Linked DNA regions of Homo sapiens: region 1 is linked to region 2. Evidence: chromatin contacts called from ENCODE Hi-C or POLR2A ChIA-PET data. All regions are on one chromosome and are shown on one strand. The core of a region is the stretch at or near the end of the contact, and the rest is flanking DNA. Distances in the headings are between cores, read along the strand shown. Region 1 holds the start of P2RY1 (purinergic receptor P2Y1). Region 2 has its middle 36 kb from the start of P2RY1.

Region 1 (4,945 bases), core at 1,658-4,157, 37 kb before region 2:
GTTTTCAAACACTTGGAGGAAGCAAGAGTCTTCTCCACCATGACTTTAATTTAAACTAAAGCCCTCATTCTAAAATGTCTTCTGCCCACCCCAGTTGCTTCATACATTTGAGAGTATACTTGGAGGCTATGCCTTGTGGATGACTGTCAACCTCTCCTTTTCTGAAATACTGTCCTCCTGTCCAATATCCTTCAACTTACTAACAGTTATTTGACTTTACTCAATCTTTGGTCTGTAATTTATTTGCAATTCTTAAAATTGTTTTTACAGATGTGAGTGAACACTTGTCCTGGAACACAAACAAAGTCCTAAGGCATTGCACAGCAGTGGGGCAAGTAAATGCTCTTTATCACAAGATGTCTAAGAGAGCTCATGGTGTTTACAAGGAAAATACATGCACTTTAATTATTTTGAATGCATTTTACCAGTACGATAATATATGCAGGCTTTCCCCATCAAACATTTAGCACCCAATATATAATGAGACCTTTTCCAGAAATAACTGGAAAACAATCACTTTTCAGGCTTTTAAATTCATTAGCTTTACTTGTCTATTCAATGCCCTAAAGAAACTCAGTCAACTATCATCTATGCTTATAAGACACTGAAAAAAACACCCCGCTCAGAGATCCATTGATCTGATGCCGGATGAACTGATGAGTTTAGTGTTTTGTTATATACCATGCTAGATATTTCTGAGAATATAGATTTTTTATTCCTACTGTGGATTTTAAAAAAACAATAAAGGCTAGATAAACCACAAACTCAAGTTGCAGGGGGCTAGTTTTCTTAGAGAAATTACTAATATCAAAAACAGCCCCAGTACTCATGTGCACACACACTTTAAACAGAAAAGCCTGCACATTTTAAAGGCAAAAGAGAAAGTAAATGTTTAACTAGGTAGTATTGTTTTATTATACATACTTCTAGTCAGAAGGAAGAGAGACTGTGAAAGCAAACCCAAACAAGCTAAGTGTGGATGTGGGCATTTCTACTTCTATTATTTTTTTAACTCACTATTTTCTTGGTTTGATTTTTTTCTAAACTAGAAAGTTAAAGAGGGGAAAAGTACTTGATTCTGTTAAGCATCCTACCATATTACAACAGAGAGGTGTTTGGAGATTCTTGTGCCTTCACAGGCTTGTATCTCCATTCTGCTTGAACTCAGGTAAAATATTGAGGGTCATGTCTTCACTCTTGGATTGCAAATTTGCCTCACTTCTTCTAGAAGCTTTCCTTGTGGCTCGGGAGAGTCTCCTTCTGAAAGTATCTCCCGCCAAGAAATAGAGAATGGGGTCCACACAACTGTTGAGACTTGCTAGACCTCTTGTCACCTGATACGTGGCATAAACCCTGTCATTGAAAGCACACATTGCTGGGGTCTGAAAATCAAGCCGGGCCCTCAAGTTCATCGTTTTCATCACATGGAAAGGGATGTAAGACACAGCAAAAACAGTCAGTACAATGATTACCAGGTAAATCGATTTTCTCCTCAGAGGAGAGTTGTCCAGATCTTTGTAAATCAAAGCTCTCACAATTAATCCGTAACAGCCCAGAATCAGCACCAAGGGGACACAGAACATGGCCACGGTCGTGCACATGCTGTAGATGAAATAACTTCGCAGGTACTCGTCTGAGGTGGTGTCGTAACAGGTGATGGTTTTGTTTTTGCGGACCCCGGTACCTGAGTAGAAGAGGATGGGGGAGATCGCCACCACCACAATGAGCCACACCAGCACGCTGATACAGATCGCATTCTTCTTTTTGAGCCGGCCCAGGGACTTGAGGGGGTACACCACACCGCTGTACCGGTGGGCACTGATGCATGTCAGAAACAAGATGCTGCCATAGAGGTTCACATGAAAGATGAACCTCTGCAGTTTACACATGGCATCCCCGAAGATCCAGTCTGTTTTATTGAAGTAGTAGAAGATCAGGGCTGGCAGAGTCAGCACGTACAAGAAGTCGGCCAGAGCCAAATTGAACATGTACACGGAGATGCCGCTCCAGGGCTTCATGTGGAAGACGAACATCCAGATGGCCACGCTGTTGCCCAGGAAGCCGATGATGAATACCAAGATGTAGACAGCCGGCAGGTAGTAAAACTGGAAGCCCGTCTTGGTCAAGGCGCATTTGAACGACGAGGAGACGGCGGCAGTGGAGGCGACCGTGCTGTTCCCCCAGGACGAACCCGGACCGGCCAGGAAGGCAGCGTCCGTCCCGTTGGGGACAGCCGGCCACAGCACCTCGGTCATTCTCTCCTCCTCGACTTAGGCGGCGGCTCCGAGGGGTAGGAGGCGGCGAGAGGGCAGCGGCGGCCAGGGGCGCAGCAAGCATCGGAAAAGCCAGCGAGCGGAAGGGAGCAGGCGAACTGGATCCCCGCGGGAGGGGGCGCGCAGGGGCTCGCCCACGCCAGCTCTGGCCCCGCGTTCGCCGCGGGCCATGAAATCCGCCCCGGGCCGCCACCGAACTGGGCTATCGGGCAAGCCAGCAACTTCTCCGTCCGCTGGCAACGCCGAGCTTACACAACAGGGCGCGCAGGGAACCGCCGCGGATAACTTTCCGACTGCGCTTTCCCGAGGGGCCGCGGGTCCGCGCTGCAGAGCGCGCCAGAGGCGCAGCGAGGTCAAGGGAAACTCGCTCTGCAGGGCTCTAGCTTGGGGAGGCTGCTCCCCAGCCTCCTTGGCTCAAAGATCAACTTAATTGGGGGCATCTTCCTCCTCCCTACCTTAGAAACGTGCAGCTCAGTTTCGGGGCGTCTAACCGCTTCCTCCGCCCACCCTGAGCTCAGCTCCTGGCAGCCATCGGAGCGCGCGTGGCCGCAGACTCGTGCGCTTCTGCAGCGCGTCCCGTTCGGCGTCCGCGTAGTTCAGGAACCCCTTCCCCAGGCCCAGCTCTGTCCGGAGTGCCGGGGTTAGGCGGGAGAGCGGAGCTCCCTAGAGGGTGGGCGGAGTTTGGGCACCGGGGCGAGTCCGCACTCCGCGGGGAGGCGAGGGGCGTGCCTCCGCCGAGCTCGCCCAGCAGCCAGCCCGCGTCCTCCAGGGCGCAGTGGGAAGCAGGAGGCGTCTTCTGGGGAGCAGGTCTCCGCCGAGGCCGAGTGTGTTCAGCCTCTGCCGGCACGCTGCTACCGGAGTCGGCGGCGAGGGAGAGGGGTGCGCTCCAAGGTGGCTGCTGGCAGGCGATTGGCCCGCGAGCGCTCCTTCCCTCTTCCGCCAGCTATCTCGGCAAAGTGAAGTTGCTGACACACAGGAAACCCTTCCGACCGCTTAGAGCCTTCTGCCTACAACCCCAGAGCCGACCAGTCCGTAGCAGGAGCCTCTAGGGCCCTCGAGAACCACGCCAGGTGTTTTCAAGCTCCAAGCAGCCAGGAGTCCCTAGCTGGGAACGCCTGTCATTGCAGAGCGTCTAGCTTTGCCGGGACCGGATTTCTGGCACATGCAGGAACCTGCTATTCCAAGAGGGCGCGAGCCTCCAAAGGAATGAGGGTTGGGAGAGGAGTGGAGAACTCTGTTTCGCCCTTCTTACCTTTTTTTTTCTTTTTTTTAAATTCTAGTACTGTTTTTTCTTAATTACCCAAATGCTAATAAACCCACGTCATTAATAACATCAACGTGAGAATTTCCAAAATAGTCTTGTGAAGATATTACTAGTCCATATTGCACATTGCTTCAGCTCAAATTTGTCGTCATAGATACTTAACACCTATCAGACAAGACAAGCTCCCCAAATCCTCCTGTTCAGTACATTTAAAGATCAGAAGCTACAATGAAAAAAAAAAATTCGAAATTTATCCCTTTGAAAGTAATTTGAATGCCAAATGCAATACATTTATATTGATAGACGTAAAAGACGGTTATAATTCCAAAGTGACTAAGGTATGGTTTTGGTAGGGGGTGGCGGGGGGAGGGGGGTATTTCCAATTCTATTTCTTTAAGTTAAAGTGATTAGTTACAATTACCTCTAGTATCTTAAAAATACAGACTTGGGACTTCCTTAATTACTACATTTACTGACAAACTCGTTTTCTTGCCTTGAATGTAAATTTTAAGCAATGCACTTCAAAAATGTATTTGAGCAAGTTTAATTGGAAACTAAATGAAATATTAGCTGTTCAGGAACATATATAAATGGACCCGCACAAGAATGGAATCTAGCACTTCTTGACAAGTTACTAGTTAATGTATTTTTACATGACACATTAACAAAAGCTTTTCTCTTAGAGGAAAAAAAATCCAAAAAGAAAATATCTGTAAAATATATAACATCAAGATTTCTTTCTGGTCCCAGATGCTACATGATAGTGTTCCCTTAAAAAATAAAGGAAAACCACGAGCTCCTGGCTTTGATACCACAAAGGAAAATATCCCCCACAAGATCCAGATGGTTCTTTAGAGGAACACATATAGGAAGGAGCATATCTTAGCACATGGTATGAATACACTGGGTTTTGAATTGTAGTCAATTGAACAGCATAAAAATTAATAATAAAACAAGAGTAAATAATTCAAGTAAACAGTGTGAATGAGGTTGTCTTGAAAAGTCTTACTTTTTGTGTTTCCTTCCAATCTCCTGATTATATGAGTCTATGATTCTGAGCCTTAACATGAAACATTTGTGTATTGTTTGATTAGTATGGTCCTAGGTGGGATGATTGTCTATTAAGAGAGAAAAGGAAGCAAAGAAAACCATTAAGGGTTCCAGGGGTACTCAATAGGTCTTAAGTCCTCACTCCTTTGCATTTTTTATTTGCAACCTAGGCAATATCTGACTTCACTCAGAAGTTTGTTGCAAATGCATTAACTCATAATGTGAGTGTTTTGAAATGTACACTTAGTCCAGATACCATTAAGTACTTGCAGAAAACTGACACCTTACTAGGAATTGGGGGATAGTTGTTTTAAGTGCACCACAGACTTTTTAAAAAATGATGTTAAAAAATAAATTT
Region 2 (4,450 bases), core at 1,734-4,233:
GCTCATTGTAGCTTCTTAATACAAACGGTATATTAGACATAATGTAAATGTCTATCAACAAGAGATTAAATGAGAGGTGTCTTATTTTTACATGGAATATCATAATGCAGGTAAATAAATGAATTAGATTCATGTGTGTTTAAGTGATTAAATCAGTGAGAAAAACCAAGGCACAGAGTAATAAGGACAGCATAATACCATTTATAAAATGTCTAAAACACACAATTTAATGTTGTATGTTGCTTTATTATACATGTATGTAATGAAGGTGGGTGAGTGGAAACTACCACCGATTCCTCCCACTTTCAGAAATACATAATACCCCATTTACAAAATATGTTTTGTATATTTATATTTTTTAGTAGCTTTTATCAAATTGTTGGAATACTTTGATCCAAAAGACAAACAGATTCAGCCAGCTGTTTAGGGCAACAGATTTTCTATCCCAATTTGTCTGTAACATTGTGGAGAAGGCCCTGGTGCTGGTGAACACTGATGTGACTTACTTGAAGCCTTGATTTGAAGCCCTTGATACTATGCCAGGGTGGAGCTTGTTCCTCCAACCTCTGCTGAGATCCCTAGAGCAATTCAGAGCCTGGAAAAAATAGGCAATAGTGCTCAAACTGGTAGCTCCAGACAGCTCAGTTAAAGAAGCTGCTCTGGTTTGGTAGCCACTGAGGTGTGGGTGTGGATTTACACTGGAGAGATCATAGGCAATCGTGGCATCACTGGCTATAATATTTGAAGACTAATCTTTAACATCTGACTATATTTGACTTACTATTTGAGTGTTCTTCAACCATGTGTGACATTTTATTTGATAAAGTAAGATTTGTCAAAAAAAAAAAAAGACAACCTTCTTCTCCTTGGAAAATTGTTTCTGTATCATGGTTTTAGCCAACATTCATAAATTTATCCCCTTTGTCTTACTCTATCTCCCTACCAGATTGTTCTTTTGGATGTTAGAACTGTGTATAACAATAGTTTCTTATGCATTTCTCCTTGGATGACCACCAACTCATCCACCTAAAACTTAACATGTGAAAGAATGAACTCATCTTTCCTCCCCATCCTTGCTCCTAGTCTCTGGTTCATATCTCTGGGAATGGCCAAGGACAAGTGGGAACTGTTGGAAGATGTTCAACACATTCTCATTGTTTTTTCTTTCCCGCTCAACACCCCAACTAAAGTGAACTTCTTTTAATTCTTTTGTAAGATATGTTTTCTCTGGCCTCTGGGTCTTTGCTCAACTGATTCTTATATACTCACCCTCCTCCACCTTCATACAGCCAATTTCTGCCAATATCTTTAGGTCTCACTATACAGTTAGCCCTCTGAATTCAAGGTTCCACACCCATGGATTCAACCAACTGCAGACTGAAAATATTCAGGAAGACAATAGAAAAATTACAACACAACAATAAAAAACAAATTTTTAAGCAACACAGTAAAACAACTATTTAAAAAAGCATTTACATTGAATTAGGTATTATAACGAATCTAGAGATGACTTAAGGTATACAGGAAGATATGCATAGGCTATATTTATGCAAATATTATGCCATTTTCTATAAAAGACTTGAGGATCTGCAGGAGTCTGGGAACCAATCCTGCCCCACCATCCCCCACTGTAGATACCAAGGGGCGACCATATATATTGTTTCTTTTAATTTCCAAGTCTGAATGGTCCACTTTTGTGCTTTTCTCAGGCTTTCCACATATAAGTGCTGAAATCATGCACTGAAACACTCAGGGGAGCATTATTTACATCATGGTCTATGGCAATGGTGCTGCTGGAGTTGTGCGATGTGGTAACCATGTCATAATGTCCCTATCACAGTGCTAACCGCACTGTATTGTAACTGCCTGCTGACTTATCCATCGTTCTCACTGAGTAGACAAGGGACATCACACTAGATACCAGAAGTCAACGTATGAAAACATCAAATCTTTACCTCCATCATGAGGCCATGTAGGCACATACCCTCTACTCATATACCATACCAGAAAGTAATTTTAGGGAAAGAAGCAGAGAAGGAGAAGTCATCTAAGAAACTGAGTATTTTATCTAAGACTTAATATTTCCTAAAAGGTGTAAGAATAAGTACCTGCCAAGGCAAGGTAGCTCACGCATATAATTCTAGCACTTTGGCAGGCCCAGGAGGGAGGATTGCTTGAACCCAGGGGTTAGAGCCCAGCCTGGACAACATAGGTAGACCTCATTTCTACAAAAAGTAAAAAAAAAAAATAGTTGGCATGATGGTGCACACCTGTGGTCCCAGCTACTCAGGAGGCTGAGGTGGGAGGATCACTTGAACCTGGGAGGTCAAGGCTGCAGTGAGCCGAGATCATGCCACTGCACTCCAGCCTGGGTGACAGAGGTGACAGAGGGAGACCCCGTCTCAAAAAACAACAACAACAACAACAAAAGTAACAAGCTGACCATCAGAAAATAAGCACCATGATAGCAGATTGCTCTTCATTGGTCCATTTTAAATTCCCTGCCCCTAGGAGAGTGTCTCACACATAGCAGTCCCTGAAGAAAGGTTTTACTGAATGAACAAAGAAGTCAAGTTGTCTTATGATTAATGTATTAGACTATATGTAAACTGAATTGAGGGCCCATGAGGAAGACGAGAACAGAGCTAGACAGGCATCCATGTTGCTGTATTGTGTTAAATTTGTGGTCCCCCACATGTTAGCATGTTAAGAATTCCTTAGGATCAGGAAGCTTTGTAAGGCTATTTAATTTATTCAGGGACAATTCAGGAGAAAGAAGGAAAAAAACAGGAAAAGAATTCATGGAAACTAGAATCACAGGAAAGCTGAATATATTCTATAGATTTCCTGGCTCTTTAACAAGTAACATTTCTACAGCATTTTATAGACCCACAGAACTTTACATACCTTATCTCCTCAGCTACTCACCATGGAAGATAGAGACTACTATGTCATTTCCTTCCTGTCAAAGATAAAGATAATATCTCTCTACATTAAGTAGAGTTCTTTTAAAAAGTTTCTTTTACATCTTAAAGGTCATGAAAGTTGATCATCAAGAGCTGTTTGCTTTCTTTCCATTGTGTTTACTTTATTTTCAATAGAGTTCTGTTTGTTGAAAAGACAAGTACAAAAACAAATTTTAATGGAACTGGATTGTGTTGGGGATTAGAAAACAATGCCCCAAACGAAGGTCTCCGCAGGAGCCTCAGAAGCAAAAGTTTTTCTCTGATCTCCTGTCTCCCTGTCTCTCAATCCCATTCTCCCCCTCGCCGCCAGGTTAGCTAGAATCCCTCTTCCCAAAGGTAGGTGATAGAAACCAGAAGTCCTTTTCCCCAGAGCCAGCCATAAAACCTAAAAATATTATTCTGTCCCTCTGTTCAAGCTGTGTAAAAATGGGCTACAAAGAAATTACTCAACCTACCTTGTTTGACTGCAGGTCATAAGACCCCCATTCCAGAGAAGGCCCTGCCCCACACCCAGAAGGAAGGAATACATGCTCAGAGAGGCGAAGAAGAATCAAGAATGACAGGCCTTGCTGGATTTGCCCACTCAGTCTATTAATATTCGATCATATTCTTTTAGTTCAGTTATATTTCTTTTTTTTTTTTTTTTTTTTTTTTTTTTTTTTGAGACGGAGTCTCGCTCTGTGGCCCAGGCTGGAGTGCAGTGGCGGGATCTCGGCTCACTGCAAGCTCCGCCTCCCGGGTTCACGCCATTCTCCTGCCTCAGCCTCCCAAGTAGCTGGGACTACAGGCGCCCGCCACTACGCCCGGCTGATTTTTTTTTGTATTTTTAATAGAGACGGGGTTTCACCGTTTTAGCCGGGATGGTCTCGATCTGCTGACCTCGTGATCCGCCCGCCTCAGCCTCCCAAAGTGCTGGGATTACAGGCGTGAGCCACCGCGCCCGGCCTAGTTCAGTTATATTTCTACACAGCTATCCATACTGTGTTGAACCTAAGCATAAAAACGGACAATTTGGCAGATGAAAACCACAATGAGAGATCATCTCACAGCAGTCAGGATGGCTTTTTTTTTAAAGTAAAAAAAAAAAACAGATGTTGGTGAGCCTGCAGAGAAAAAGGAACACTTAGGCACTGTGGATGGGAATGTAAGTTAGCGCAGCCACTGTGGGAACCAGTTTGAAGATTTCTCAAAGAACTAAGAGTTGAACTATCATTCAACTCAGCAATCCCACTTTCAAAGGAAAATATGTCATTCTACTGAAAAGACACTTACCCTGTGTGTTCATCTCAGCTCTGTTCACAATAGCAAAGACATGGAATCAACCCAAGTGCCTATCAGTGGTGGACTGGATAAAGCAAATGTGGTACATATACACCACAGAATACTACACAGCCATAAAAAAGAATGAAATAATGTCCTCTGCAGCAGCATGGATGCAGCTGGAGGCCATTATACTAAGTGAATTAATGCAGAAACAGAAAACT

What was found. Hi-C counts contacts between places; a loop is a spot of excess contacts on that map. ChIA-PET counts read pairs that join two places held with the same protein, here RNA polymerase II (POLR2A). Pooled maps may share reads with other maps.
Region 1: a loop to region 2 is called in a pooled map, with 4 times the contacts of the local background. The contact joins the promoter of P2RY1 here to the enhancer-like site in region 2. A Hi-C loop is called at or near these places in 6 of 50 pooled maps. POLR2A ChIA-PET finds 5 or more read pairs at or near these places in 4 of 52 experiments (H1, K562, PC-9 and 1 more).

The regions. Positions count from the first base shown.
Region 1 is chr3:152,833,093-152,838,037 of GRCh38, reverse strand. It overlaps P2RY1 (purinergic receptor P2Y1), which reads right to left and starts at 2,907. Exons shown (of 1, transcript NM_002563.5): 1 at 1-2,907. The coding sequence starts at 2,255. The coding sequence ends at 1,134. RefSeq lists silencers at 1,944-2,238, 2,951-3,000 and an enhancer at 2,671-2,770.
Region 2 is chr3:152,796,729-152,801,178 of GRCh38, reverse strand. It overlaps the pseudogene ATP5MGP5. Among named protein-coding and RNA genes, the nearest start is that of P2RY1, 36 kb to the left of the region's middle. Within about 2 kb of position 2,983, at least 2 of the 41 ENCODE cell types and tissues checked have a DNase peak (open chromatin) inside an H3K27ac peak, as active enhancers do.